2 separate regions of the Homo sapiens genome follow, and region 2 is linked to region 1. Evidence: read pairs that join two places in POLR2A ChIA-PET (ENCODE). Cell type or tissue: PC-9. All regions are shown on one strand. Links, peaks and the distances in the headings refer to the core of each region. The heading gives the core; the rest is flanking DNA. Region 1 has its middle 25 kb from the start of LINC01101. Region 2 has its middle 24 kb from the start of INHBB.

The links. ChIA-PET counts read pairs that join two places held together with the same protein. Peaks named below come from ENCODE experiments on the same cell type or tissue, not always from the same donor. Only the 100,000 strongest peaks of a DNase experiment are listed, where the experiment ranks them.
Region 2: POLR2A ChIA-PET joins it to region 1 with 6 read pairs; 2 of 35 experiments call an interaction of 5 or more read pairs at or near these places.

What each region holds. Positions count from the first base shown.
Region 1 is chr2:120,433,675-120,449,506 of GRCh38, forward strand. No RefSeq gene overlaps it. Among named protein-coding and RNA genes, the nearest start is that of LINC01101, 25 kb to the right of the region's middle. RefSeq lists an enhancer at 8,441-9,066. In PC-9, for the core only: no CTCF peak of the experiment used is centred there; DNase peaks (open chromatin) are centred at 8,487 and 9,427; H3K4me3 peaks cover 1,731 bases; H3K27ac peaks cover 612 bases.
Region 2 is chr2:120,362,687-120,378,518 of GRCh38, forward strand. No RefSeq gene overlaps it. Among named protein-coding and RNA genes, the nearest start is that of INHBB, 24 kb to the left of the region's middle. RefSeq lists enhancers at 10,521-11,414, 13,199-14,090. In PC-9, for the core only: no CTCF peak of the experiment used is centred there; no DNase peak of the experiment used is centred there.

The sequences.
Region 1 (15,832 bases), core at 7,977-10,476:
GAGGCTGCGTGGGTCTCCTTGTGGGACACCTAGTGGGTGGCACAGTATCTCTTGGGCCCCCCAACAGTTGCCCTGCTTTGGGAGGGGGTTGGAAGGGGCTCTGGGGTCTGGACCCTGCCCTTGGACAATGTCCTCTGGATACTGCCTTTGGATTCTGTGTTGGACACTTACCTTCTACGGTGACCGCCGGCACAATCAACTGCCCCCAGTGGGCATACAGAGGCTTGGACAAAGGAAGGCTCCTGGTCACAAGTGGCAGGGCTAGGTCTGCCCAAAGCCAGGACTCTTTGAGCCTCCTTCAAGGTGGTTGAGCCCATGCCCCTCATTCTACGGAGCTCAAAAAGGAGACCCAGAGACCTGAATCACCTGCTCCAGGCCCTCTGCAAGAGAGGGCTGAGCCAGCCTGGCCACTGAAGCCTCCCAACCCATGGTGATGTCGCTGGGAGGGAAACCGAGACACCACTCTCTGATCTTACCCCATTCCTGGACCCGCTACATCCCTTCAAGGCAGCCAGTGCAGGCTTGGTTCTCACCCCCATTTTGCAGGTGAGGAAACTGGGGCCTAGAAAGGTAAAGTGACTTGTTCATGATCACACAGCAAGTCAACTGCCTCTGTTCCCAGGATGCTTTCTGTTTTGTGGCCATGGTTAAGAACAGGGCCTTTGGACAGAAACCTAAATCAGTAATCTTGACTCTGCAACCAACTAGCTCTGTAGACTTTGGCAAGTTGTTTGAAGTCAGTTTCTCCCTCTTTAAAATGGAAAAGGATGTTATAGGGTGGTGCTGGGGTCCTTAGCCTGGTACGTCTGCCTGGTACTTTGAAGCACCCCACAAGCAATGACCATTACCATTCCCCGGGAGCCAGCCAGGGCCAGGGTGGGCGCTGGGTCTGCCTGGCTCAATTCCCTCTCTGAATCCAGGCCCCCACTGGACAGAGGCTGCCCCGGGTCTGGAGCTCCTGGCGGAGGTGCACCGCCTGTCTCTCCCAGGAGCGGGAGCGCGCTGAGCCTCTCCGGGGGCCATGCCATTGTTTTCTTCTGCCCCAATCTGTTTTGAATAAACCACGTTTTCATCATCTTGAGCAGTAATCCCCAGCATGAGAGGAATATTGTGAAATGTCAGCCCTTTCTGGAGGAATCTCAGCAACATGTTTTTTAATGTTCAGCATCACATATGGGGACAATAAATACTGAAAATATGTGGAACAGAACAGAATGGAAGAGTGCTTGGCACTCGGCTCTGCTTCCTGCCGCCCTGAGTCTGATTTTTGCATCACAATAAATTAGCCAAGGGTAGGAGAGCCCCAGAGGCTCCCTCATGAGCCCCCTGACCCCAGGAACCAGGCTTTGAATTCCCGGGCTCCAGTCTCCGGGCCCATCCCCAGGTGTTCCCAGGAGAACTACATGCTGGTCCCTCACAGGCCATGCCCCACGGGTGTCACCTGCATCAGCGCTTGGCACACCTGCTAAGCCGAAGCCATCTCCCCGCCTGCAGATGCGGTGCTGAGACTCATGAAAGGGGCGCTGGCTGCTGGTCACAGAGCTGGGGCCAAGCCTGGCTGTGAGGACACAGCGCCTGGTGCTCTTTTCCGGTGAGGGCACAGGCTTCCAAACTGCCAGAGCTGGGAGGACCTCAATGATAAATTCACCTTGTCCATCCTCCTCATCCCAGAGGTGAGGAGGTGGAGGCTGGGGGAGGGAGGAACTCACGCAAGGTCACATAGCATGCTAGAGAGCCCATGTTTGAATCGAGTCTAGACCCTGATGAGATGCTTGACCTTGGACCAGGCATCCAAGCTCTCTAAGCCTCAGTCTCCTTATCTGCAAAATGGGGATGATACTCACCCTTCAGAGCTCCTGGGAGGATGAGGGGAACCACCCACAAGAGGCTCCCAGAACTGAGCTTGTGGCAGGAAGGTCAGCTTCTCTTCCTTCCCCACCTGCATTCTTGTCTGCAGCACGGGATATGAATATTTGCCCTGCCTGCCCTGTGGAAAAGCAGTTGAGGGAAGGGGATGTTCCTCATCAGTGATAAAGCAGTGGCCTACCTGTACATTTGCATCAGCATCATGGCCGGCTCTCCAAGGTGTCCGGGCCCTGGGCAGTTGGCGTCAGCCAGCTGGACAGGCTGACCAGAAAGCACAAATGACCCCAGGGAGGGCCGGCAAGGAGGGCAGGCGAGCTTCTGCTGCTGACTGCATCCAGCCCAGTGGACAGAAGGTCACTCTGGGAGCGTGTGTTCTGCCTTTTAAAGATGCAGAAGTTCAGGTTCAGAGAGGGGAAGCCACTCACCTGTGACTGTCCAGAGGGAGTACCAACCCCACAGGCAAAACCCAGGCATCCCCAGAGGCCAGGCCTCCCGCACTGGGGTGTCTTGGCCACCCAGTGGTTCTTCCCTGCTGGCTTATGCTCTGCAGGCACCTGGGAGGCTGCCCTGCTGCCCACCTCCCTCCATCGTCTGTTCCATGCTGGTCACCATCTCCTTGGGTCTCTCCAAGAATGCATGCGCTAGCTGACAGAGGGGCAGGTCCCAGCCAAGAGAGGACTTGGGTCAGTCTCGACTCTGGCCCTTGCTGTTGGGTGGCTGTGGATCAGTCATTTTACCACTCAGCTTCTCTTTTTCTTTTCTGCAAGGTGAGGGTAACTCTCCTGCCCAGGACTGTTGGGGCTTAGGACTGATTTATAGGACATCCCTGGCAGCTAGTAGGTGCTCAATAAATGAGTCACTGCTGCTTTCTGGGATGAGTCTTCAGGCTTTTCTTCCTAATCTGCACCGGTTTCCATCTGTGCAGGGCCTGTTTTGACCTTGTCTCAAGCTCCCCAGGGTGCCCCCACAGCACAATTTTGGTTCCAGCACCCCCCTCTGCCCCGCCCCTCCCCTGCAGCAGCTGGTTCTCCAAGGCCTTACATATAAGTGAGTCATCTGTTTTGGTCTGGGTCCTGTTGGGGACACTGCCTCTCTCAATCCCTGGCCAAGTGACCTGGCTCTTCCCCAGCAAATCATGAGAAGCACTCACCTACCCACCCCTCCAGCCAGCCACCCACCCCTCTGCTGGTCCCCTCCTCTGCTCCGTTTCTCCAGCCATTCCTGTGTTTGGGCTTTCACATCCCCCTTTACTTCTCTTCTTCACTGATTCATTCACCTCCTGGGCCAGCACAGGGCCTGGCACATAATAGGTGCCCAGTAAAAATGTGTCCACCGATTAGTCCCTCAGCCATGTGTTTGCCCCTTTCCCAATCTTTCATTCAGCAAACCTTTATTGACCTGCCTCCCGACTGCTCAGGGAATTTTTGGGACTGGATCTTGGCAGGGGGAGTCCCATGAAAATGGCCAGAAGAGGAGAGGAGGAGTCCCAGGGCTGGGGGAAGGCAGCAGGGGAGGTGGTTTGAGGTGCTGGCCAGGAGTGGAGGAAGCGCTCAGCCTCTCAGGGAAGCTCAGCTGGGCAGGGCTGGGATGAGCCTGGGAGGGGCAGAGTGGAGCTTCGGCTTGTTTCGGATTAGGAACTCCTGACCCTAGGATGAGTGGGGTAGATGGGGCTACAAAGAGAGAGAGATAAAAGAGCAGGAGAAGGGGCTGGGGGATACCCAGGCGGAGGAGGCCTGGTGTTCAGGTGCCCACAAGGGGCCAGCATGAGTAAGGAGAGAAGCCCAACATCCTCTCTTCTAGGACAGAATCCAAGGTTTGCTCAGTAGTTGAGGAGAGAGGGCCTTAAAGGGGAGCCACCTGGTGGCAGCATACCCAAATTACCGACTAAGCCCTCAGATGAAATGGTATCTGGAGTGGGAGGTGTCATCCCTGCCACACCTGGGCAGTGCTGAGCAGCTGGACTTCCTCTGAAAGCCTGAAGGGACAGTGTCCACACAGCCCTCCCTGCTCTTATCTGTGTTACCCCGGAGGCCTGAGGCAGTGACTGGTGATGGCTATGTTCACAGGGCTCCTGTATAGCCCTGAAGCGTCTGTCTGGCCCTGAAATCTTCCCCATACTACAAAATGACTACCCTTCAATCCCCCACACACAGAGCTCCTGGAAACCAGGCCAAGGAGCCCGGGGACGTGGGTGGGACAGAGTGATGGGGAAATCATGCCAGGGAGGGCGTGCCGGGTTGTAAACGCTTCCACCCTGGATCCCCATTGGGTGGATCCCTCGGAAAGGGCTATCCCCCACCACATACTGAAGGATAGCAGGAAGGCAGGTGGCCCCAGTGTGGGGTAGGGTCCCCTTGGCCAGGGTAGGAACTCTGACGAGTCAGAACCCAAACCCGATCAAGCCCACTGCTGTCCACGGCCCCCTAGAAATTGTGACTGTGACTTCCTTCCAATCAGCATGGCTTCTGGGCTGGGTCTCTGGACAGGCCTTGAGGACATGGGATCCCATCCGGCCAGGCCACAGAGGAGAGCGAGACCCTGCAAAGCTGCATGGTCAGTCCAGGCCACGCAAACTCTTGGATCTCCACTTTTTGGCTCAGCTGCCCCCAAAGTCATCCTTGGCTCTATTTGCTCTCTAAGCCTCAGCAGTAATATTAATAAGGATAATGATAGCAATGGCTCCCTGGGTTCTGGGCTCTATTCTAAACTCTTACCCCATTCAGATTCATTTCATCCTCACAACCACCCCAGCAGGCAGGAGCTACTGTAAATCCCATTTTACAGGTTGAGAAGTGGAGGTAATTTGCCTGGGTTGCACGCTGTTGCTACGTGCCGGCGCTCCACACCCAGCCCTCTTAAACATGGTGTGGCTGGCAGTGGGGGGTGGGAGCCAGGTGGTGACCCCAGTTGCATTCTCAAACAGTGGCTTTATTTCACAGGGTGAAAGGCAGGGCACTGGGTGGTAAGACAGCCTGGAGGATGATGAAATGTCATTGGGAGCCTTGGGCCTCGGGGTCTGGCTCCACTTTGGTCCAGTGGTCCAGGAGCAGTGTGGAGTGGGTCCTGCAGGCCCAGGATGGGGCCACCCAGGGGCTTTAAAGCGGGTGGCTCTATGCCCTGGTGACCACCCAGTCCCTCTGCCCTGCTCAGAGCCTTCCTCTCCTGGGAAATTTAACAGACAGCTGGGCTTCTGCCCAGTCCCTCCAACCCAACAGTCTTCACTCTGGCTCGCCCACACCTCTCAGGAGGCCCCTTGTGACGTGGTGTTTTCACACGTGATCTCATCAGCGCCCAGACCCAGCCTGGAGACCTGCGTTCCCTCTGCCTTGGCCCCCTTCCTGGGGGCCCCTCCAGCCTCTCTCATCTCCCAGCCCTAGGGCCCCTCTTCACGGTCCTTCAGGCCTGTAGAATTATGTCCTGATTCCTTGCCATTCAAAGCCTGCTGTGGTCAGGCCCCAGCCAACTGCATCTCTCCCTGTTTCCACCAAACCAGTGGCAAGACAACCCTGAACCCCCTCCCCTAGCGCCCTGCCAGAGCCAATGCTGTTCCCATTACCCAGAAATTCTCCTTGCTCCATCCCCCACCTTAACTCACTGACACCCTGCCCATCCCTTGAGATCCATTCCAAATGCCCCCTCCTCCAGGAAGCCTTCCTTCACTGAGGATTCTGAACCTCTGCTACATCTTTTTAGCTTTCCCAAAGCCTCCCTCATCCTTCAGTAGTTTCTTGAGAAAGAGTATATGGGAGGTAAATTTTTGAGAAGTTTTATGACCCACATTTTTATTCTACCCTTATGCTTGATTAATTTACCTGCATACAAAATTTCAAAATTTTGCTCCACTGTCTTTAAGCAACCATTGTCCAGTGCTACTCTTTTGCCTGATCCTTCATAGGCAAAGTAATTTTTTTAAAAATCTCTGTACATGTCTCCAATTTAGGAGCTTTTTTGGGGTTCTGGCCGGCTTTTTGGACTTCCTGTTTTTCTATAAACCTCGGTTTCAGCTTTCTCCACAGGGCTAAAGAAACGACCCTTCTCCTATCTGCATTCAAGCTTCTGAAATTTTACTGATGCCTCCTCTATCATACTCTTTGTCTTAGCAGATTTTCACCTTTAAACATCTCTTTACTGTCATGCCAGGGTGTCTCAGGAGTAGGCAGGGATAAATTCGTGTGCCCCATTAGCCCTATTTGAGAAGTCCCTTGGGAGCTAGCTTTGAAGTGCCTCCTGGCTACAAAGGCTTGGCGCTTTGCTCCCAGGCACCCGGGCTGCCCTCTTGAGTCACCTATGTAGGGCCCTGGTCTACGTGGTGAACGTCCCTAACCAGGAGCAACTACAACAAATCAATGAGGGCCTGTTTGTGGGTCTGCCGTGACGTAAGCGACGTGCTTGTTTAAGTGAGGCCCTCCACAACCTGCATCATAGCCGTTCTTATGGTGAAATGTTGACTGAGGCTGGATCCCAGTACTCAGGGAAAGACAAAAGTCTCAGGCCTGGATGGGTAGGGAATCACTTTGCAATAGGGGAGGAAGGGCTTGTCCACACAAAAGAACGATTCCAATGGACAGTGGATGCAGAAACACGGCCCTACCCTGTTGTTTGTCAGTAGTAGCCCACGGTCATAGGGGTGTCGAAGGCCTTACTTCTCTTCCTATGCCCTGCCCTGCTCTAAACCCAGCGGGCAGAGGGCAGTCCGCTGCACCCAGAGTCCCTGAGGCAGCTCTATTCCCGGGCAGCTGTTAAGCCACTGAGTGTCTGTTGCGCATTAACTACTATTACTGTTGCACATGGTGTGACGGACATCAGGGAACTCCAGGAGTTTCATGCCAGGAGTGCAGAGAGGGTTGGAGTAGTGGAGCAGTGCGTCAATCAGACAATCAAAGAGGGAAGGCAAGGAGGAAGGGGAGAGAAGAAGAGTTATTGCGGCCCCACTTATATTTGGGGTAGCCATATAATTTGTAATCCAAAGCGGGACATGTTTGAGAGTGTGGGGCACTATGAATAATAATGCAGGACCCCAGGCGTAACCTGGGCGGTCCCAGGCAAGCTGGGCTGTAGTATGGACTCCCTCCCACTTCAGTACAAGATCTCACTGAAGCCCTAAAACAGTCCTATAATTGGATGGCATTGTCTCCTCATGAGGGGACAGTCTCTCCGAGAGCACAGGCTCCCTGGTTCTGGGCTGTGTGTGAGTGAGGTTATGTGTGTGAGGTCATGAAGCCGGAGCTGGCACTGGATCTCAGGTTGGTATGATTCTGTCTTTTCAGCCTAAAACCTGCCTGTTCAGAGACGAGGTTGTTTGACGGGCTAGGTTAGGGGGTCAGGGCCTAATGGAAATAGGGGACTGGAAAGATTGGGAAGATTTTCCAGGCAGCTCAGGTACCCAGCGAGCCTGGGGGTTAGTTCCAGGTCCAGGCTCCTTAGGGCCACAGGAAACCTCGAGGCCATGGCCTGCCTGTGCTGGTGGGATCGAGTCAGCAAATCCACATCCCCCTGACCCAGCCATGCTCTTGGGCCCCATCAGAGAGGCCCCACGGGATTTTCCCCACTGTCTTTTCACACCTACATAAATCTGTGCACATGGTCACAACACAGAGAGTTAGGCCAACACAAGCTATACAGGTGCAATCCACTTGAAATGTGGATGTCTGCAACTTCACAGATATGACAAGAATACGCACGCGCAGACGTCAACATGCTCCATACACACACCCAGTAACCCTTACTTCGGCTTCATGTGCAATGTGTGCATAGGGGCCTCGGGCGGAGACTTTCAACAGTTACCATGTGCCTCACCCCCATGACACTCCCAACCTCTCTCCTGGGAACCCCTGCCCCCCTCTCGAAGGGTGGCAGCTTTGGGGCCCAGCCTTTATGCAAATGCCAAGCCACAGCTCACTCCATCTTTTCTCTCCTCTCTAATTGACTGTTTTCCCTCCTTGCTGGGACTGCGGGAGCCCCGGGTCGGCATTCAGAAGGGCTCTCCCCCCACTGCCCGGCCCCTCCAACCCGAGCTCCCGGCCCTTTTAATCTAGTTACTTTTCCATCAACACACTGGGAGAAAGACACAAAGGGGCATAATCGTATCTGTGGCTGTTGATGTTCAATTAACCACATAACCTTTAGGCGCTCTCTCTCTCTCTCTCTCTCTCTCTCTCTCCCCCCCCTCCCTCTCTCTCTCTCTCTTTCTTCCCCCCTCTCACCTCACCCCGCTTCTTCAACCCAGCTGCCCCTCTGGTCCTGACACTGGCTCAGAAGCCCTCCAACACCCCATACCAAAGACCTGGCCTCCTGGCCCCTGGGAGATGCCCCACCTTTTAGGGAAGGTAAGCCATCAACCCCAATTCCAGCTGCACTCCCCATCTGACCCCTGCCTGCCCTTGCCCTGCCGGCCCCTTCTGCCACCCCTCCGTCCCTCTCCAGGCCTGGAGGGAGGGGTGCCTCTGGGAGCGGGCACCCCGCAAAACTCCGCTTTCTGGACCTTGTCTGGGGCCAGCAGCTGTCATTTGCCGGGCGTTCCGCTTTCTCCACTGTACCATGCTAATTTTTCGAGGGACAATTTTTTGACAATGAGTCCTCCAGCCCGAACAGAAACCCTTTATGGGGCCGGCCCCAGGGAGGCCGCGGCGCTGCCAAGGCAAACAAAGGCTCATTGCTGCCGCGGAACATGCCTGCGCCTTTCAGGGCCGGGTTCGCAGAGCGCGCCGCCTCCAGCCCGCGCCGAGGTAACACCTGGTCCGCCAACTCCTGGCGCCTAATCAAGATATCAATCACGGCGCGGGGGCAGGGGGGCGCACGGGCCCCGAAGGCTCCAGAACCCGGCAAGTGCAGGTAGCCGGCCGCCTGGCCGGCCAGGGCTGCTTGGCAGGGAGCGCCGGGATCTGGGGGGAAAGAAATCAAGCCCCGAAGCTGAAGGCTTAATTAGGCTGATATCATCCCGCACAAATGTTCCTCCGAGAGGAAGGCTTCTGGGCACCAAAATTATTTTGTGATTAAAAGCGAAAAGGAAGGAGAAATGATTCGGCCTTTGGAGGAGTTCGGAGGGCTGGGGGTGGCAGCAGGAGGCTGGGGCGCAGCGCAGCGCCAGGGGCGCGGGACCCAGCCAAGCTCCCCACTCTGCCCCCACTGGGACAGAGAGGCGCAAGAGTCCACCAACCCCTGCCACTTGTGGCCTTTCCTGACTGCCCAGGGCTTCCAACAATGTAGAAGAGTGACAGTAAATGTCCAGGTCCCTGCATATAGGTGTTTCTTTAATCTGCACACCAGGCCGGAAAGGCCATGCACGTCGTCGTCATCCCATTTCGTAGATGGGGAAAATTAGCTCGGAGAGGTGACATCTTGCCCGAAGTCCCACGGCTGGTCAGTGGCAAGTGGACAGTGGCAACTGCGCCTGGAAAACGCCGTCCGTGGCGCGGTCGCGGCGCCAGGGGCATGCCTGACAGCCACCTTCTCTCCCGTGACCGCCGGGCTCCGCATCAGGGCGAGCCACTCGGCTCGGGAGAGCAGGAAACTGGGGAGGGCCGAGCCTCCGGCCACGCCTTGTCAGCCCCGGAGCCTCCACCAATCCCGGGCCCGGAAAGACCAGGCCCACTGCCGGCCCCGCCCAGCACCTGCGCAGGTAGCGCGCGCAGGCGAACCGCAGGCCCGGGCTTCTGGGGCCTCACGCTGCGCGGAGAGGCTGCCCAGCAGTTGCTAGGCAGTCCTGGGCCAGGTCGTGGTTCCGCCACTTACTCGCTGTGCGACCTCTTGTGCCTCACTGTAACATGGGACAACGGTAGTCCCAACCTCATGGTGCTCTTTGAGGATGGAATGAGCTCCTGCAAGTCAAGCTCAGCCCAGGGCTGGCCGTGGATATGCTCAGAAAACTCCACATGCGGGCCTGCATCCGCCAGCAGGCCCCGGTGCGCCACACTGACATGCTCCCGCAAGGTTGATAAGGGGCTGTGCGCGAGCTTCTCCAGTGCCGCCTGTGCCCTCCGCCATGTTAGTTTTCTCCTGGGACACGCCCCCAGCCTCCCAGGATCTGGCACTGAAGGGGCCCAACGGGAGACCCTCTGCCTGACCCAGCCTATGGAGGCATCCATCCTGAGCGGTTGGTGCCCATGGTGTACTGTTTGTTAAATATTTTGAATACTATTCTCGATCATCTATGTAATAAAATATTTTGCTGTTGGCAAAGACACATATACAGTCTCAGGACCCTAAATCTAGGCAGTGTCCTATTCAATCAACCCATCATTCATTCATGACGTAAGCCACACATTTAGAAAGCTTTTCATTATTGATTCATTGAATCACTGATTTCTGAGCATATTCACTCATAGACTCAGTTATTAATTATGTGACAGTCACTCCACCCACATACGTAAATCCTTTCCCATGGGTCTGTGTGCACCAAGTGGGCCTTGGGCGGTCTCTCCTTTGAGAACCCCACTGTCTCCTGTGGGAGATGGAATGTGTGCCCATCTCTAAACCAAGAGCAAATGGGTAATTACCAGGAGAGAAGATGGTGTTCAATGAGAGGTGTCAGGCACAAGGAGCAGCAACTGACCTGAGCTTGAAGGATGGACAGGACAGGGGCACTGGGGTGGGGGACTTTTGTCGGCTTTTAAGCAGGGCAGGACAGATGGTCGGATCTGCATTTTAGCCAGAGCTGAGCTGCCTTGCCTCGGTGCCCACTGGTGAAAGCACATGGGCTTTGGGGCAAAATGGTATTCTAGTTTGATTCTCTAATTAACCTGCTGGGGAGGGGTTGGGCACTCAGGCAAGTTACTGAGCATCTCAGAGTCTCAGGTGTCTCCACTCTAAAAACAGGGACAACAAACTTATTTCTTCCAGTTGTTGTGACTTTCTGTGAGCAAACTCAGCACCAAAAACAGGGCATGAAGTAGGTACTTTGTCACATGATGAGTGTCCAGTAAAAGGCTGTTATTGCTCCAAGAGTAATGGGACAAGAGAACAGAGGCTGGCATCAAGAGATGTCCAATCAGCAGATTGGATGCAGCAAAGAAATGAGACTGCAGTGAGTGAGCTTTTGGGATGAGGAGGAAGGGAATGGCATTCCCTGGAACAAGGACGTGTTAGGACAGACAGGTTTATATAGTGTGTTAATTTGCTGTGGCAAATTACTTCAACATGTAGTGGCTGAAAGCAACAATCAACATTTTATATGACTCCCAGTTTCTGTGGGTTAGAAATTTCGAAGCAGCTTAGCTGTGTAGTCCTGGCTCGGGGTCTCTCATGGGGTTAAATCAGGATGTTGGCCAGGGCTGTGGTCACCTGAAAGCTTGACCGAGGCTGGAAGGTCCGCTTCTGAGATGGTGCACTCACATGGCTCCCAAGGCAGTGCTAGGTGTTGGCAGGAGGCCTCAAGTTCTCCCCACTTGGCCTCTCCACAGGGCTGCTTGAGTGTCCTCATGAGATGGTGTCTGGTTCCCCTCATGAGATCCAGGAGACTCCCTCATACTTACTTGGTCCTGCAGACCAGCTCTGATTCACTGTGAGAGGAGGGCACTCAGCGCTGGAGTACAGAAGGCTGGGGGCTTGGGGCCACCTTGGAGGCTGGCTACCAGAGATGGCGATGTAATGGGGTCACTTTCTGCCATACAGACTTGGAAGTGTTGCTCGGGGATCCAGACAGGGAAGATCAGCAGGCCGTTGGCGATGCCAAAAAGTAATAATATTATTATGATGATTGCAACTACTATCATCGCTGCTGCTGCTACATCAAATGCTACTCCCATTTTTAGCATCTAACAGGTGCCAGTGGCTATGCTGGGCACTTTGTGTGCATCCTTCCATTTCATCCTCACAGTGACCCTTTCTGCTCAGTCTAGTCTCCTGCTGTGCTAGATAAGAAAACTGAGGCTCACTCTGGCCTCTGGCTCAAGTTCATATAATAAGGAGGGTGGAGCTGAGGTTAGAACATCAGGAAGGTTGGAATCAGGGCAGCTCTGGAGACCTGGGCAAGAGCAGTTGTGATCTTTCCCATCAAGCAAGGCCATCCAGTACCTGATGCTTGGTTTCACATTTCTGTGACAAAGAATCTGATTGGTTCAGCCTGAGTCAAGTGCATTCTCCAAGACCAATGAATCATGGCCAGAACACTAAATACAGCACGGGAATGACACTGTGTGCTGTCCCTGTGCGTGCCTCTGTGTGTGTGTGTGTGTGTGTGTGTGTGTGTGGTGTGAACTCCTAAAGGAATCATCATGAGCTAGGCTTCCATCCCCAAAGGAGTCAACTAGAGCAGGGGTCAGCACACTTTATAAAAGGCCAGTTTGTGGTTATTTTTGTCCTTGTGGGCCATATGGTCTCTCTCGAAACGACTCACCTCTACCTTTGTAACACCAGAGCAGCCAAAGACCATAGACATCCACCAGAGAAAAAGAGCGCGACTGTGTCCCAATAAAACTTTATTTTTAAAAACAGGCAGGGGGCTGGATTTGGCTTGGGAGCCATAGTTTGGCAATCCCTGAACTGAGTGCTAAAATTGTTCCCTGGTTGTTTTAATTTTAATTTTTATTTTTGAGATGGAGTCTTGCTCTCTTTCCTAGGCCAGAGTGCAGTGGTGCGATCTCAGCTCACTGCAACCTCCTCCTCCCAGGTTCCACCTCAGCCTCCAGAGAAGCTGGGATTGCAGGTGTGCTCCACGACACTCGGCTAATTTTGTAGTTTTAGTAGAGATGGGGTTTCACCATATTGGCCAGGCTGGTCTTGAACTCCTGATCTTAAGTGATCTGCCCTCCTCGGTCTCCCAAAATGCTGGGATTACAGGCGTGAGCCACTGCACCTGGCCCTTGGTTGTTTTAAAATCTTCCTTTCCTGTCTGTGGTGGACATGACATGCATCACCAAGAGCCCCGCCTCTGCCACGGAAGTCCTTGCTGCCCAGCTGCAGCGAGTAAGGCCAGGACACAGCTCCAGCTGTCAATTTCCTGGGAGGCCTCTGCTGTGGAGGGCCACCTCATCCAAGGCCACAGCCTTGCTGGGCCCGCCAGCAACAGGTTACAGTGCTGTGTCTGGAGGCTCAGCTATTTTGGTCCGCAGCTCCCCGCTAGTCCTCCTAGTACATCATCCACCTCTGTCCAACCCTGTTTTTACTATCAAACATGCATTTCTTGGGCCAAATGGGGAAAAAAACCCCAATCTTGTAATATGGTACATTAATTGATAAATATCACACAAGCGTGGTACAAAGACTAGTTTCTGTCAGGGGCTGGGGGAGGAAGAGATCTCTAAGGGCCAAAGCAGTCCGGGATGGCTTCCTAGAAGAAGGTCATGGGAGCTGCCTGTCAAGGATTCCTTCCCGAGTTAATTTGCTGTGCCAGGTGCTGGGTGGGCTGGCACTGGGTGGGCAGGGTGGCTGGGGCAGTCAGTCTTAATCGGGGGGTGGCCATGTGGGCAGATACTGCTGCAGAGATGAGAAGGCCAAGCTGGCCTGAAAGAAGGGCCTGTTTCAAGAGGGAAACAGGTAGAGTGCGCAGAGGGAAAGTGAGGGGCTTGTCCCAGCTCAGGGCATAGTTCTGGAAGGGGCCTGGCAATGGCTTTGCCCACATCTCAGAATTCTGCACGTTTCCACCATGAGTGAGGTCTTGGTGGCTAAGAATCTTCTACCCTTGAGTCTTCAGTTCTGTGTGCATTTCTGTGCTTCTGGCTTTGTAGTGTCACTGGGACCGGTTTGGGAAAACAACAGACAAAACAAACCCCAGCACACTGCCCTCCCCCATCATTCTTGGTCATTCAGTCCCTGCCAGGGAACCCAGCCATGGCCACTGCTTTCAAAGAGAGGTGACACATCTGTACACTCACCAGGGATGCTGTCATAGGGGCCATGGCTTAAAACGCAAACCAGGTTCCCTGAAAGTGGTGCCTTCAGAAAGGCTTTGCGGAGCAAGGGGTGATGTGGAAGGATGGGTGGGATTTCTACAGGCAGGCAGATGGGGGCACCTTGGAGAGAAAAGTGGCCAGCCTTGGACCCGCCAGGCGATGGGGGCAGCTGTGTGGCCAGCCTGCTTTTGACCTTCAGGAAGGGTGCTGCAGAAGATGAGGCTGGAAGAGCAGGTTAGCACCAGGTCACACCGGCCTGGCCACCATGCGGAGGGCCCCAGTTGTGTTTCCTGCTAGAGCCTGAGCCCCTGAGCTGTCAAAGAGGCAGCTGGGGTCACACTCAGGGGCAGTGGCAGCCACAGAAAGAGGAGCTGCATGTTTCATCGTGCACATTTTATGAATGTGGAAAATGAGTCCAGAGGGGAGAGGAAGCTGCTTCAGGCCATGCAGCCAGGCGGTGGCCAGGCCAGTTCTGCCTCAGGTAGTGTGGGCCCCACTTCTTTGGCTCTGTAGGGTTGGGACTCCGAGCTCTGCAGCTTGGGACTTTCTGAGCAGCACCCTCCAATCACACAGGAACAGGGACAGTCTGCCCTTGCCCCAAATCCTCTGGGTTCAGGCACACCTGAGGGCCCAAGACATCTGTCCCCAAGATCATCATACCCCTGATTCATCTATTGTCCAGTTGCATACCATTTCAATTGTACAGCCAAGTGGGGGCCGGGGGGAGGCACGTTTGGCAATAATCCATTATTCAGCAGAGGGTTACTAAGTGCAGGTGTGTGACAGGTGATGGATTCTGTGGTGAGCGGGCAGATGCAATGGACCACAAAGCCCTACACTTGGAGAACCCTTGATCCTGATATTCCTTCTCCTGAAAATTACCCAGAGGTAATAGTCATAGCTATGCAGAGACATCAGAAAGAACTAGCCTATGCGGGAGGTGCCAGCAGAGCAGGGCTATCCCCCAAAAGCAAGAAATACATTTGAAAATTAATGTAATACCTCAAGCAAAGCAGAATAGCCCTTGTATTTAATGGTGCACCTTGTTGCGGGACTGCACCAAATAATTCCAGTGCTTGGAGGCCTCTCGGTTCTTAATCTGGCTCTGAGGAGGACCTCAAGGATGCAGCTACAACCGTGGCTGGGGAGTATTGTGTAAAATAATGAAAATTAGAAACGACTCCAATGCCCAGCAAGGGGGGATTGATTAGCTACCTCAGGGGATGTTGTATGATTTCACTCTGGGTAATTGCTAGAAAACATGAGGAATACTTAAAGGCTTAGGGGAATAGTATCACACAGAGCTGCCTCGGCTTAGCAGGTATCAAAACAGTGCTTAATATAATCCGCTTTGGTGTTCGTTTATTTGTTTGTTTTTAAAGTATAGAGGCATAGAAACACCTGAAAGAAAAGATCCCAGAATGTAAGAAGCAGACATCTATAGCTGGTGGAATTATAGGTGATGCTTCTTATGTGATATTACATTTTTGCTTTTATGCATTTTCCAAATTTTCTTTAATGAGTATATGTTACTTTGGAAATGAATTACAAACTTCAAGTGTGTCATGTAGAGCACCAGCCCAGCATTTGCTGAGTTCTCTGGAGCGGATCAGATGGAGTCCCAACCTGCAGTAACTCCCAGCCTGGTGCTGTGGGCCGGGCAGGGCCCAGCTCTAAGAGCAGAACTGCCCAGAGCCCTTCCTTGCGTGAGAGCTCCTGGCAAAGGGGTTGGGATTCCCAGTATGAGGTGCCCCTCAAGGGAAAATGAAGGAAAACGTGAAACCAAAAACTGCCTGAGTTGGTTGTGATCACAAACGCATGAGGCTGCAGCCCCCGCCGGCAGGTTTTCACTCACCTGCCCAGGGGAGCTCAGGGCACCTTGCCAGGCCCCCTGCAGCCAGACTGCAGCCATGATTGGTAGTTCCGCCCACTGCATCCCTGATGGAGCAGGCCCGAGGGAGGTTCCTAGGAAAGCCATGGCACACCCAGACTGGGATCTGGAGGATGCGGAATCCAGTGGGAGGAAGTGAAGGCAGGGAGGTGAGGGGCCAGTCCAAGGCCTCAGCGCTGGGCAAGCACAGCTCAGAGCACCAGCCACCCATTCCCCACTGCTCACCAACCTTCATTTATCCTTGGAG
Region 2 (15,832 bases), core at 7,244-9,743, 72 kb before region 1:
ACAACATGCATGACCCCTGAGGACATTATATTGAGTGAAACAAGCCAGTCACAAAAAGGCAAACTGCATGATTCCACTTGTGTAAGGAAGTCAACGTGGAGTAGTGAGATTCACAGAGATGCAAAGTAGAATGACGGTTGCCGGGGGTGTGGGCAGGGGAATGCAGAGTTGATTTTAATGGTACAGAATTTCAGTTTTGGGAACATGAAAAAATTCTGAAGCAAGATGGTGGTGATGGTTGCACGACGATGTAAATGTGTTTAATGCAACTGAAGAATACACTCAGAAATGGTTAAGATGGTAAATTTTATGTTAGGTATGTTTTACCACAACTAAAAATTTTAAAAACACCATAAAACGCAGCAGCAGAAGCGCCTTCCCCCGCGGGCAGCCCCGTCTCCAGCCTCACTGGCGGCCGCCATCCATGTCCTCTAGCCCCACGGTCCTCATCCCTTCTCCAGGGTGGGGTGCTCCAGAGCTCCCTCACCTTCCCCAGCCCATGAGGTTCCTCTGTGAGTGAGTGGGTGTGTGTGACCTCTTCCCTGAGATGCCAGGCCTCACCTGAGGCAGAGCTGGAGGCAGGTGTCATAACCACCCCAGAAACCTTAAAAACGGTGCCCAGGATGGTCCCTGAGAGAGTAGGCTGCCTCAGGAGCCTCTCCAGAAAAGGTTGACATGCTCAGCTATGATGTTAGGCCCTGGCCTAAGGCTGGGCCACCTCAAAGAGCAGTCTGGCCAGCTCACCTGGTTGGGTACAGTCCTCAGGACTCAGAGACTCACGTGGGCCACATCTAGAATGGCCACCACCTTTCCCTTGCAGGCCCACAGCGAGTGTGAAGCAGGACTTTGAGCGTGTTCTCTTGGCCACGCATGGAACAGGCACTCTCTCATCTCATTTCATTCTTACACAGCTGTTCAGTGAGACCTGGGCACCATGAGTGCCTGCCCAGCCTTGGATTGCTGCCAGGCTTCAGACCGAGGGGCTTGGGGGGATCTGGACAGGTCTGGAGCCTGGGGCCTTGCCAATTGGGGCTCTGAGACCCAAGGGCTGATGTGGGGGTCAGGAGGGCACCAGGGCCTGCCAGGAACACTTGGCTTTTTTCCCTAAATGTTTTTCTGAAACTGCTCTGCTTGGGCCTTGCATGTCGGCCCTTTGTAACTGATGGGTAGAACCCAGAGGAGAGGGCAGTGCCCAGGCCAGAGCCGGTAGCTGCAGGAACATCAGTGGACACACACGGCAGGGGTGCCCAGGTGAGTGGGGAATAGGACGAGAACTGTGGTCCTCTCAGGGGCTGGTGACTGAGGGGTCCTGTGTGCTAGACAAAGCCATGACGCGTGTCTGAAACATCTTCCATCACATGTTCACAGTTCTTTGTAGGGCGCCCAAGAGGTTATTGCGGGAGCCCAGTGTTCTGGGGGTGGGGGTATCTGAGAGGTCTTCCTGGAAGAGGTGGTCCCTGAGCCAAATCTTGCAGGACAGATGGGAGTTGGTCAGAAAAGAAGGGCAGAGGGAAAGGTATTTTCGGAAGTGGACACAGCTGCGGCAAAGGCCCAGAGCATGTGGCCTTGACCTGCAGTGCCCCCCACTCCCCAAATGTCCCCCCAAGCCAGGCCTCTGGGAGGTGCCTGTGCTGCCCCTGCCCCTCATACCTGCTTCACGACACATCCCCTCCTCCCACTCTCCCACCTCAAGGCCTTGGGAAGCGTCTGAAACCTCATTTGCAAGGCCCTTCAGCGGATGAATTGAATGTGAGCATCTGTTTAAAGGGACACTCACATTTTCATTTTTAAATAAGAATATCATTCATTGGTGGCTTCACTATCATGATTGTAAGGCATATCCATGGAGAGAATTAGGAAAACCCAGGAAAGTAAAAGGAAACAAAAAATCACCCATAATCCCAGCAACCATAAGGTGCCCACAGTTAACATGTTGGTGAATTTGCACACGTGTGCGACTGCCGTACGTGACTGTGTGTGCGCTGCTACGCTTGTCTTCTCCATATAATATTACAGTATGAGCGCTGCCCCTGTGCCGTCATTCTTCAAAAAGAGCATTTTGGTGGCTGTCTTTTAATTTAGGACCCTTTCTCCTTATTGTTGGATATTTAGGATATTTCCAGTTTTTGCCCTTGATAAACAACGCTGCAGTGACCATCTTTGTCAATTGCACCATTGATGGGTATGCTTGCTGACCGCCAGGAATGGTACTATAATGGTGAGGAGAGGTGCCTGGACAAGCAGGCTGGAGATTTTCAAGCTTGACTGTGACACAGAAGCCCTGGGTGTCTTGCTAAAGCAGATTAAGGCTTTGTGGGTCTGGGCTGGGCTGGAGAGAACATTTCTAACAAGCTCCCAGGGGAAGCAGAGATGCTGGGAGAACCATACTTTGAGTAGTGTGACCTCTTTGAAAAGTCTTCCCTGAGGTGACCACCAACTGGGGTGTGGGCTCTGGGGAGAGACTTGCCGGTCAGGACTTCTGTGCCCTGGGCACTTGGAAAGTGCAAACCACTGGGGCTTACCTGAGGGCACCAGGCAGTTTGCAGCCAATTGGCTCTGCCCTGAGCCCTGCAATGGCTCTCTCAGAGCTGCACGGAGGTCCCTGACTCTCAGCCGTCCTTGGGGGTCCCTGAGACTTCTGTGCGGCCAGCCTCATTCTGGCTTCAAGCCGTGGTCTGCAACACAGAGGTTGGCCAGCCAGGGTCACTCTTCTCTAGCCCCTTGGTCCCCCCTGTGCCTCTGTGCCTTGGCCTGCTCTGTGGCTGCCGGGGGCTACGGGGACTCCTTCCTCTGCTAAGGGTTGCTCTTCTGTGACAGAGGTGCCTCTTTTTTCCCATCAGCAAAGTGGGCTAATAATAGCTCCCACGTCACAGGAACAGTGTGTAGATTGACAAGGCGATCCGAGGGTGGCGGGTGGCCCGTGGCAGCACTCAGCACTGTGGACTCTTATTCCCATGAGCAGTGAGCAGGTGGCCAAGGGGGCTGGGACAGGCAGAGCTGACTCCAGTGCTGGCTTCCCATTTGTGACTTCGTGTCTGTGTTCATCTGTGAGACCCTCTGTTCATTCCACAGCTCCTTACTGAATGTCTACAAGGTGTCCGTTCTGTAGTAGGGACTGGGTCCATAGTGGCTGATGAAGCAGACATAGTTCCTGTTCTTACAGAGCTCATTATCTAGTGAGAGTGACAGATACGGACAAGTAAATCGACGCTGCAGTCAGGGAGGCCTGCTTCAGATGGGGTAGTGGGGAACGCCGAGCTTCAGAGGGAACAATTCAGCTGAGTGCTAAAGAAGGAGCTGATTATAGAAGTGGCTGTGTCAGGGTGGGCTGGGTCAGGCATTCCAGACAGAGGGGACAGCATGTGCAAAGGCCCTGAGGTAGTAAAGGGCTTCTCTAGTGGAGAAACTGCAGAAGCCTGGTAGAGTCAAGCTGGGGTGATCTAGGAGAGGACACAACTGTCACAGGTCACAGGGGCAGCGGCCTTTGTGGGGAGGAACACTGAGGGGACTTTGGCAAGGGTGTGGGAATCTGACTTATTCTTTCAAGGGATCCCCTGGCTGCTGTGTAGGGAATGGACCTTGGCAGGGGGAGAGAGGGGCAGCGAGCCCAGCCAGAGGCTCCTGCAATGTCCAGGTGGTGTGGAGATGTGCAGAAGAGCCCAGACTTAGCTGGACTCCAAAGACAGACAGGCAGGGCAGCGAGGGGCAGGCAGGCTCAGGGCCACATAGCTGTGGGCTGTGCTATGGAGGGGCGATAGGGAGGTCCAAGCAGGAGACTGACCAGGGTCTCTGGGGCAGGCCAGAACTGAATGGCTAACCTCCAAGGGCTGAATGTGGGAGGCTGTGTTGCTGCCCTCCAGGGTGACATGTGGGACCTACCTGCACAGCCCTGACCTTCCCTGCCCAGGCTGCCCTGGAGCCATGCCACAGAATCAGCTGGGGCTCTTTGTCTTTGCCGTCTTAGGCCTCTTGTCCTTGGGGCTGGGAGATGGGGGACAGTCTCCATTAGGTCATGAAGTGGGTTTACAGGTCTTGTCCCATTGCTTCCTCCCCATGGCCTCATTTCTCATGAAAGAGGATACAGAGCCGTCTATGGGCCAGAACTCCCGGACACCTGCGGGGCTAGTTCCCATGAGTGGAGGCTGGCATGTGCGTGTGTGCATGCTCATGTGTGTATGCGTGTGTGCATGTGTGTGTGTGCACGCTTGTGTGTGTATGCGTGTGTGCATGTGTGTGTGCATGTGTGTGTGTGCACGCTTGTGTGTGTATGCGTGTGTGCATGGGTGTGTGTGTGTAGGAGGATGCTCTGGGGGATGCTGCATGGGGTGGGGCAAGCCGCATGCTGGGAGTGAGCTGGCTGAAGCTCATCCTTCCCAGATGAGGGCCCCACAGGCGTCAGCACAGCCTCCAAACTCACACAATGATGAGAGCCATTGGATTTCCCATGCTCAGGCTATGGTTAAGGGGCTGAAGTCTGCCTGCCAGCAGCCTGGGTCACCAGGGGAATGGGATGGGCAGGGGGAGCCATGAGTCAATGAAGTGGGGAATTTGTAGAAACTGTGCATGGGGGTCGGGGGGAGGTTCTAGATGCAAGCAGACTGGGAAACTGGCAGTTCTGGCCAAGCGTCCTGAAGGTCTGAAGGGCAGGGAGTCCCCATGCCCTACCTGAGCAAATGGGCCCAGTCCCATGGGTTGCCTCGGGGGTGGTGTTCTCCGAGCCACTCTCCTGCATCTTGTGGGCTGCCTGGCAAGAATGTCGGCAGGTGACAATGGGTGGGGAGGGAGATGGCTGTCAAGAGGAGGTCCACCTTGCTGGCTCCCAGATTCTCAGAAGGCTTTGCAAACGCCCCTGTTCCTGGGATCGCATCACTGAAGTCTCAGGAGGTATGCAAGGGCCGAATCTTACTTACTCTAACCTTTTCACTGGCTGCCAGTGAAAGGAGGTCCGGAGACACTGCTTACTTCCCCAAGGTCACACAGTGACTAGGAGACAAGCAAGAGTAAACTCAGCCAACAAATGCAAGGACGCTCAATGAACCAGGGGCCTCTGGAATCTCTCCTCCCTCTCTCCCTCCCTGTCTTCCTTCCTCTCTCCTTCCTTCCTTGTCACTCAAGAAAAATTTATTTGACTATCACCCAAGGCCGGCTGTGCCCTCAGAAATTCCTAGCCCATGATACTCTCTTCCTGGGGGTGGGGGGCCCTCCGCCCTCAGGAGGGCTTGTGGGTTAACTGTTGTGATGAGCTATTTCCAAGGTAGGAAAAGAGAAACTAGATCATTGAGCCCTGGGGAAGGGCTGTGGTTGGCACAGAAAATGACAGATCCCGTCAGCAGGCAGGCGGGGCCAGGGGCTCCTCCCCATGGCTGGGATTGGGGGCTGGTCCTGGGGGGTTTGTAGGGTCCCAGGGACAGGAGCAGGGCTTGTCCTCAGAACCTAATTCCTGAGCATGTGAGCTCAGACAGGTCCTGCATAGGACCCAAGGCATCTGCGGTCTGAGGACCATGCACTCCAGCTTTCATGTTCTGCCTGTCTGTCTGTCTGTCAGTGTGTCTGTCAGGCTGCATGTCTGCCTTGCTTATCTGGGCCCTGAATCACCTCATATCAAAATGTTGCCCGATTCCTAGAACACAGCTGGGCATCAGGGGGTGGGCCTGAGTCATTTCTGCCTTGTGGACCTGCCTGCCCTGTGAACCCAGGAGGCACTGAAGGCCTGAATGGTGCAGCCCCATGGCCACCTAGAAGCCTGAGGGGATTCAGGGTCTGTTTCAGCCTTAAAAGAGTATAGATAAGGGCCCGGAGGGCTTTCAGGGTGAGGGAAGAGTCGGGGAGGAACAGCCAGGGTGGACACTCGGGAGGAGAACCCATGCCAGGCAGTGGCTGGGTGAGGGGAAGAGGGAGGAGGGTGGAGGGAGGCTGGAGGGGTGGCCAAGGGGATGAGTTGAGTGTTGGAGTGTGAGAACCCAGCATGGCGCTTAAAGGTGTGGGCCCCAGCGCCAGCTGCCTGGGTTTCAATCCCGTCTCCTCCATTTCCCAGGCTGTGTGTCTTTGGGCAAGTGACGCCCCCTCTTTTAGTCTCAGTTTCCTTATCTGTGAAATGGGATATAAGTAGCAGTGTTGGCCGCTTCGGGTTGTGGTGAGCATTCAATGAGATAATGCATATAAAGGGACTTGGTGCATAATAAATGCCCAATAAATGTTAGCAAGCTTCGACATCACCATCATCATAGTCACGGTCTCCATCATCGTCATTGTCCTTGTCATTGTGATCAGAAGAGATGGAAATGGGCCTGGCACCCAGACACTCAGGAGAGAGGTCCTGGATGGAAGGAGGGAACTGGAAGCTTTCTGCACACTGGGAGCATATAGGTGGGAGTGCAGGCGAGGAGTGTCTAAAACTTACAACTTCATCCCCTACTCCTCCCTCACCCTGAAGCCTTTGGGCCCTGAGGTCACCTGGGGTGACTGTGTGCAGAGGAGCAGAGGCAAGGCTGAGGAAGAGACTCCCCAGAAGGTGAACACGTAAGGGTCAGGTGGATTGACAGGAGGCCAGAAAGGGTGGTGTACAACTGAAGAGTCTTGTGCCCACCTCCCCAGCTCCAATGCCAGGCTTTATGAGTCCACAGCTGCTTTGTTTTTCAATTACAACAGAGAAATTGAAATATAATTCACATCCCATCCAATTCACTTATCTAAGTGTACAATTCAATGGTTTTTAATATGTTCAGAGTTGTGCAATCATCACCACAATTTCAGAACATTTTTGTCACCCATGTTCATCAGCAGCCACTCCCTTCTCCCGACCCCTCAGCAACCTCCACACCCCCAGGCAACCACTCGTTTATTTTCTGTCGCTGTAGATTTGTCTCTTCTGGACATTTTATGGAAATGCAATCATACAATGTGTGGCCTTTTGTGTCTGGCTTCTTTCACTTGGCATGGCGTGTTCAAGGTTCATCCATGTTGCAGCAGGTATTAGGCCTTCATTTCTTTTTACAGCTAAATCATATTCCCTTGTGTGGATAGACCACGTTTTGTGTATCCACTCATTCATTGCTGGACATTTAGGTTATTTCTACTTTTTTTGCTATTTTGAAGAATGCTGCGTGAGTATTCATGTATAAGTTTTCGTGTGAACGTTTGTTTTCCATTCTCTTGGACATACACCTAAGAGTGGAATTGCCAGGTCATATGGTAACTCTATGTTTAACTTTTTGAGGAGCCACCTAACTGGTTTCCAAAGTGGCTGTACCATTTTGCATCTCCACCAGCAAAGCACAAGGATCCCAATTTCTCCACATTTTCTTCAACGCACTCATTAGAATCTTTCTTTCTGATGATAGTCATCCTAGTGGGTATGCAGTGGTACCTCATGGTGTTTTTGATTTGCATTCTCCTGGAGGCTGGCGATGTTGTTCATTCTTCCTGTGCTTCTTGGCCACTTGTATATTTTCTTTGGAGAAATGTCTATTCAGATCATTTGCCCATTTTTAAGTTAGATTATTTGTCTTTTTATTACCAAGATGTAAGAGGTCTTTATATAGTCTGATGACAAGTCCCTTATCAGAGGTATAATTTGCAAATGCTTTCTCCCCTTCTGCTTTTTTTCCTGCTTTTTTGATAATGTTCTTTGATGCATGAATGTTTTAAATTTGTGTAAAATGCAATTTATCTGTTTTCTTTTGTTCTTTTGTTGCTTGTGCTACTGGTGTCATATCTAAGAACCCATTGCCTAATCCAAAGTCATGAATATTTATATGTATGTTTTCTTTTTTCTTTTTTTTTGAGATGGAGTCTCGCTCTGTCACCCAGGCTGGAGTGCAGTGATGCAATGTTGGCTCACTGCAACCTCTGCCTCCCAGGTTCAAGCGATTTTCCTGCCTCAGCCTCCCGAGAGGCAGGTGCCACCACGCCCGGCTAATTTTTTGTGTTTTTAATAGAGATGGGGCTTCACCGTGGTAGCCAGGATGGTCTCAATCTCCTGACCTTGGGATCCACCCACCTTGGCCTCCTAAAGTGCTGGGATTACAGGTGTGAGCCACTGCGCCAGGCCTATATGTGTTTTCTTATAAGAGTTTTATAGTTTAGTTCTCACATTTAGGTCTTTGGCTTGATTTTCCTATCCAGCTTCATTCTTTTGCATGTGGATAGTCACTTGCCCCAGTACCATTTGTTCAAAAGACAATTCTTTCTCCATTGAATTATCTTGGCACAGTTTAAAAAAATTAGTTGACTGGAAATGCGAAGGTTTATTTCTGAACTTTCAACTTATTCCATTGCTCTATATATCTATCCTTGTGCTGGTAACAAACTCTCTTAATTGCTGTAGTTTTGTAGTAAGTTTTGAAATCAGGAATTGTGAACCCTCTAATTTTGTTTTGGTTATTCTAGAGTCTTTAAATATCTGTGTGAATTTCAGGATTAGCCTATTACTTTTTGCAAAGATGCCAGCTGGAATTTTAATGGAGATTACATTGAATGTGCAGAACAATCTGGGGAGTATTGTCATCTCATCCATGAACATAGGATGTATTTCTATTTGTTTACATCGTCCTTTATGTCTTTTAACACATTTTTGTAGTTTTCAGGGTATGATTTTTGTAATGTTTTGGTTAAATTTATTCATAAGTATACTTTGATACCATTGTAAATGGAATGTTTTAAAATGTTTATTTTCATATTGTTCATTGCAAGTGCATAGAAATAGAATAGATTTTTGTGGATTGCTCTTGTATTCTACAACCTTGCTGAACTCATTTATTAGTTCTAATAGATTTTTAGTGGATTCCTTAGAATTTTCTATATACAAGATTATGTCAGCTGCAAATAGAGACAGTTTTACTTCTTCTTTTCCAAATTGGATGCCTTTATTTTAGGCATGTCTAAGGGCCCTGGCCGGAACCTTCAGCACATCCACTTTTGCACAGAAAAGGGGCCCACACTCCATCTGTCCACAGATTCTAGAGCTTCTCCACTCAGCTTCTGGGGCCCTCACTCAATTCCCTCCCTTTTATTGCCGACCTGTACTGGTGCCTCCTCACTTCCCTTGACTCCAATGCCATCCTCTGTTTTCCCAGACCCTGTTTCCTCCCACCCCCCAGAATGCCCCTCTTGGTTCAACCCAGCTCCTGCACCCTTCCACCCCAATCGTGCCATTGAGGGCAGTTACTTCCTCCTCACTTCCCCTGGTGTGGCTGGACAGGGCTGCTGGTCAGGAGGCATGTAGTCATGTTGGAAGGCAGCAGTCCCAGAGCCAGGAAAGGGGTTAAGGCCATCACAAAGTTCAGCAAGAGGCGGGCTCTGTGTGGGTCTGGGGCCACCAGAACTCGTTGCTCAGAGGTCCCCAGTGCTGGGAGCAGGAGGTAAGTCCTGAAATCAGTAGGGCAGGGGTGAGACTGCTGCCAGCTGGTCCTGATGGTGACCCATGAGGCAGGCAGGAGTGAAGCCTCCACCAGCAGACCGCTGCCTCCCCGTGTGGGGGAAGCCTGGCCCAGCAGGCTGAGAACCGCGCAGGTAAGCTCTGGGGACTCCCCAGGCCAGGAGGGCAGCCAGGAGGTTGGAGATCAGCAAGAGTCCCAGGTTAGAATGAAGCAAATAACCCCTGAAACTAAATGGGGAGAAATGCAGTGTTGCGCTTTGCAGCTTCCAGTTCTCAGGCGAGGTCAGTGCTTTGAGAGAAAGCAGGAGAGAGGGAGGTGACCAACGGGAGCCAGCCAGCGGTCAGCAAGCACGAACCAAGTGGCCTGACTCGTGTTTGCTTTCTTCATGGGTTAGCATGGGGACGGCCACGGTGCGGAGGCTGCGAGGTGCTTTAGGCAGGACATGATAAATTATCCTAAGGCAGCCTTGTGAACTTGATGGAGAAACAAGGAGGGTGAGGGACTCAGTTTAAAGATGGTGGCTTCCTTTTTTTTTTTTTTTTTTTAATCAGAGAATTCAGCACCTCCATGTTGACCTGGAAGGAACTCTCCAGGGCTTCAGAGCCTGCTCTACACGGTCTTACCTGGTGTGAAGTAAATATCCTCAAGGCCTCCACCATCTCCTGAGCCTGCACATCCTGGGTTAAGGAAAGTCAAATATGCTTCCTCCCCACAGGGCTGCATTGTGTTTTGTTCTCTGGGAGTGTTTCAGACACAGACATGCATACACAGACACACACATACAGACCCATACAGACATGCAAACACAGACACACACACAGACACACATAGACACACAGACATACAGACACATAGACACAGACATACACACACACAGACACACATGCAGACACAGACATAGACACACACACCGAGACACACAGACACACAGTCATACACACATAGACATACACACACACACACACGGACACATACATGCAGACATACGTAGACATACAGACATAGACACACAGACATAGACACACATACTGAAACACACAGACACACAGTCATACAGACATACACACACACAGAGGCACACACATAGACACACAGACGTACACACACACAGACACACACAGAGTTCTGCATGTTTCCTGTGGACACACATTTACATGTATGAAGGAGGAAAAGAGGTTGGCTCTCCCCAGTGCCTACGGTTCTCTCTGGGGAGGGAGAGAAGAAGGCCTTGGATGGGCTTGATTTCTGAGGGGATCTTAGTCATATCTATGCATAGTTTTTGCTTTTTTCTTTTATAAGGATAATGTATTCATGAATTTACTTGCAGAAAAATTAATTGCAATGCAAAAAGAATGTTTTTTAAAGAACTAAAACGACTTCCAGGGTCTGGCAGCAGAACCATTACAATAAGACATCAACTCCCACAGTTGGCTTTGGTGATGCAAATGTTTCCTGGGACCCGGCCCTTGCCAAGCCCATACTAGAGAAAGCCCCAGAGTGAAATAAACCCCTGGCCTCAGTGCTTCCAGGACAGCGGGGAGGCCTGCATGGAAACTTTCCCTTTGATGGGGAAGAAACCCCAGCTGCCCAGAGGGAGGGGGAGGGATGGTGACGCTGGGTGGGGGCTGGGTGACGTGAATGGTGGCTCTACGGAGGAGACGGTGCCCGGGCCAGGTCCTGAGAGATGAGCCGGAGTTACTCCCGTGAAGGAAGGGCATTCAGGGAGAGAAGGGCAAGGTGGAGGCTGAGGGGAGCTGTGATCAAGTGCTCAGAGTGCTTACCAAGGCGGGTCTCTGCTCCATGCACTTTACACTGACTTCATAGCAGGATCATGTGGTGGGTCCTAAATTGTCCTAATTTACAGATGAGCAAATCCAAGCACAGAGAGATTAAGAAACCTGAGTAAGGTCCCACAGCAGGCACCTGTGTCTGAGCTCTTAAGTACTGTGATTCTCAGGGAATGGGACTTGTGTGAGAGTGGGAGGGGAAGCACAATTAGAATAGTGACAAGGAGTCCTAGGTGGGGCTGGAGGAGGGGCCAGTTGTCTTTACTTCAAAACCTCCCTGGGGGCCGGGCGCAGTGGCTCACGCCTGTAATCCCAGCACTTTGGGAGGCCGAGGGTGGGCGGATCACGAAGTCAGGAGATCAAGACCATCCTGGCCAACATGGTGAAGCCTTGTCTCTACTAAAAATACAAAAATTAGCTGGGCGTGGTTATGCCCACCTATAATCCCAGCTACTCCGGAGGCTGAGACAGGAGAATTACTTGAACCCGGGAGGCGGAAGTTGCAGTAAGCCGAGATCGTGCTACTGCACTCTGACCTGGGTGACAGAGTGAGACTCTGTATCAAAAAAAAAAAAAAATCCCCCTGGGGCCTGGAAGGGGATGTGACCCCTTTCTTGGGGCTGTGCTGTCTCAGAAGGTGTGCCCTGTCTGGGGGTCCACTGAGATCCCGGTCCTCAGCACCAGCCTGTCCCCAGCACAGAGTAGCCCATCCCAGCCTCCCGGTCTTCTGGTTCCTAGTCTGTGGAATGGAGAGGAAAACCTCAATCAAAGACTTTGTAGGGCTGTTGGATAGGACAGTGGCTCTGACAGTTCTTAGATGTATAGGAGAGCTTCGATCCAGGCAAAGAGGAAAGCTGGACAGACCCGGGACTCCCTGGGAAGGGGAGGGGAGGAGGCCAGCCCTGAGGAACCACTCATGTCTCCTCCACCACTGAGACCAGAAGGCAGTCAGCAGACTCCCCACATAGCCCCATTGAGTCCCCGCAGCAACCCCTGGAAAGGGGATGTTCTTGTCTGAGGTACCAAGGCTGGAAGTGAGCTGCCTGTGGTCATCATACTTGTGGAGTGGGGGTTGGGCCTGGGCTGGGCGACCCCAGGCCTCCATAGTGGAAGTCAGTCCCCAGCACCTCCAAGAGAGATGGGCTGTCTCAAGGGGTGTCCCACTCCTGTCCAGGCTGCCTCCTGGCTACAGCGCCTCACCCCCACCAGGAGACATTTCTGAACCTGAAGACAGGCTTGGGGCTGGTGCCATGTGCTGAAGGCAGTATCCTTCTCCCTGGCTGGGAAGTCTACCGTTCACATAAGACACCTGCCCCTGTGGCTGCCGAGGAGCTGAGGGTGTGGCCAGCCCAGAATTTGGACAGGGCCAAGTGTCTGGGTCACTTTGGTCCCGTTGACAACTTTTGGGGCATCTATTCTGAGAAGGGATATCCCCAGGTTGCCCCTCACTGCCTCCCCAAGGAGAATCCCCCACCCCCAGTCCCCAGGCCCAGAGCCTGCGCCAGCTCCTTCCCTTGCCCCAGCTGTCGGCCGATACCCCTTATCGCTGTTGTGTCTTGAGGCTGGCCGGGGGCTTCTTGATCTCCAGCTGCGGCTGTGGGCTGGCCAGGGCAGGCTTGAGCTCCCCTTTGCCCCAGCTCCTTGAGAGGCTCCCGCCCCCCAGGGGCTGGAGAACCAGCTCATGAGTCTTTCTCAACTGGCAGAGCCTTGGGGGCTGCCACAGAGCCTGTCAACCCTGGACTTCCACCAAGCCTGACTTCACTGCCTCCTGGCAAGCTGGGCGCCCCCAAGTCCTCACTGCCTTATCTGTCCTTTGGGCACAGGAGGTCTTCCTGCAGGGTTGGGTGGTACGAATGGGGACCCCTTGCTGGCATGTGGCTTTGAGCAGCCTCAGTGCTGGGTCTCACTCCTGCCCACCAGGGCTTAGTGAACCCTAGGTCCTTCCTGGGCAGAGCCAGTCCAGCTACACGGCCAGCAGGTCAGGTGCCTGGAGGCCGGGTGAGGGCCTCAGCCACTGCCCTGTTGTGTGGTCCTGGGCAGGACAGCCCCAACCCCCTGCCCAACCCCACCTCGGTTGGCTTCAGTTTGTCCCATGAGACGTGAGCAGGTTGGACTGAGGGTGTTTGAATGCCTTTTCTGTCACCCACCCCTGGCAATGCAGCGACCCTCCCTGCAAACCCCACGTGGCACTTCACCCCAGGAGACAGTTTTGAGTGGCAGGGGTGCTGAGGAACATCAGAATCACAGAGCCCAGAGGCCAGGTGGAAGGTAGACGTTGAAAGCAGGAGGGTCCTGGCCTTCGGGGTGAGGAAGCAGAGGCTAAGCCCTGGGCAGGCCCAGGTGACCTGAGTTCGTACTCAGCCTCCGCCACTGACTGCTTCAGCACGAATGGTGGAAACTGGGGCACTGGTAGAACCACAGAGGGGGGTCTTTCCCCAGGGACGAGGGACTTTCTGGCGCCCCTCCTCCAGTTGAACCGCATAGGTGACTTAGCCCAGAGAGCATGGTCATGATCCACGTCTCAGGCGGTCTTGGCGGCCCCAGGCAGCCTAACCCTGGTGACCTTGGCATTCCTTCCTCTCTAGTGTCTAATCTCCCCTCTCACCCGCTGTGGACTCCTCTTCCCTCTGCTCTGCTGCCTGGGGGGCCCACCCTCCTTCCTCCCTTCTCCTCTGGGCCCCACTCCCTCCTGCCTTTCTCACTCCCACTGCTTCAATGACTTCAAAATAAACCAACACAAAGAAATGCTGTCTTGGAAAGACTGGTGCCACAGGTGGATGCGATTGAGCCCAGCACAAGGACAAGGTATGAGCTTCAGGCTCCATCCCCCGGGCATCCCTCTGCTCAGCGAGCCCTCGTGGTGTGCCTGGCACCCGCAGTGATGGTTTTCTGTGACCCGCATAGCAACCCGAGGAGGAGGAATTGTTAGGATTTCCATTTTACAGCTAAGAAAATTGAGGCACAGCTGTTAAGTAAAATGCCCCAAGCCACAGCTGCTTAGAGCCAGTCCACTGGCCCAGATCTCAACCTTTGAACTACGATGCTGATGCAGCAGGGGCCAATCCCTCAGCCTCCCTAGGCCTCAGCTCTTCCATCTGTAAAATGGAGTCATAGCATGTTCCTCAAAGGGCTGTTTTAGAGGTTTGATGGCATCCTAATTTCAGAGTCTGGCATAGCACCTGCTGTGTAGTGGATGCTCAATGAACATGTACGCCTTTCCTCTTCTGTTCTCTCTGCAATGAGGTTGAATGCCCCAGTGTCACCTGGCTATGACCCAACAAAGTCAGGCTCTATGACTGGTTTGAATGGAGGTTTGAGGCGGAGGGGAGGCCCCATAGGAGGCACCATGTACCCCTGCCCCTGGCTCGAGGGTCTGGCCACTCCCGTTCCCACCCACACCCTCTGTGGGCCACCTAATGTGGGGAGTGGGAATACCACCCTGCAGACCCCTCCCTTCTCCGGCCACAGGCAGCTAGTCCCACGTCCAGCCTGCCAAAGCCCTCTGCAGCCCCCACCCCTGCCCGCCCCTACTCCCAGGAGTGGAGGGCTCTCTTTGCAGGAGCCCAGAAGTTCATTTCCTGTTCCAGCAGCTCCTGAGGTTGGGGTGAGAGGAATCGAGCCTGGTGGGGAGGGGCCCTTGAACACCCTCTGCCCCAGCACGTGCCAGCTGCATACCAGCGCCTCTCTACTCCTTGCGTCCCCTCTGTCCCCAGCAGCCTCTGACCCCATGGGATGCCCTCCTTACACCCTCCCCTGAGAAAACGGGAGCCATTTGTCAGGGATCTTTCTCTTCCCACACCCCGGTCTGCACTCCTGCATCTGGCTCCTCTCTTTGGCTCCTGCCTGGATTGCCGTTGCTCCCTTTGCTCCCTGCCTGGGATCTGGGGCTGCCTCAATGGCTCTGCTGCTCTGTCTCTCACAGTCTCCCATGGCTGCAGCTGGCTGACCGGCCCCATGCTGCGCTCTCCTCTCTGGCCTCAACTCGCTATGACTCTAGCATGGTTTAGTGGATCCAGTCTCACTCCATTTACAGGTAGAACAATGGAGGCCTCATACAAGAGTCCGAAGACCTGATGAGCCTTCGGCCAGCCTGGAGCTCCATTTTTCTGCTCCCCCGGGGGCCCACTGTCCAGGGCATCAAGGGTTATCGGGTGCTGCCCCTCACCAGGGAGAGCTGGGGTCTGCCCCCTTCAGCCTGTGCCTCCGCATGGCTGCAGGTGCACAGGCTAAACATCAGAGCCAGACAGATCTTGGCTTCTATCTGACTCACTGTTTCTGGCTGGGCACTCTTGGCCACTTACCCAAGCTCTCTGAGCCTTAGTTTCCTCATCTGTAAAATGGGGTTGATAAGTACTTATACTTGGGCTGTGAGGATTCAGTGAGTCAGGATTGTAAAATGCCTGACGCGTGGAAGGCAGGAAACTAACGATCATTTTCATCATGATGATGGGGCCCTTGGTTGGAGACGATGTCCCGACATGGGTGGTGGCTGGGGCTGGGATGTCAGGTCAGCAGATGCACCTGCCAATACACAGCCCAGGACTTCTGCAGGAGAAGCGGAAATTGCATCCCTGCCTTCTGACAGCCAGCTCTCTGACTGGGGTAGGGGGTAGGCTCTGGGTAACTGGAGGGGCAGGAGAAGGGCTCAGCACAGGCCAAAGGCTAGGG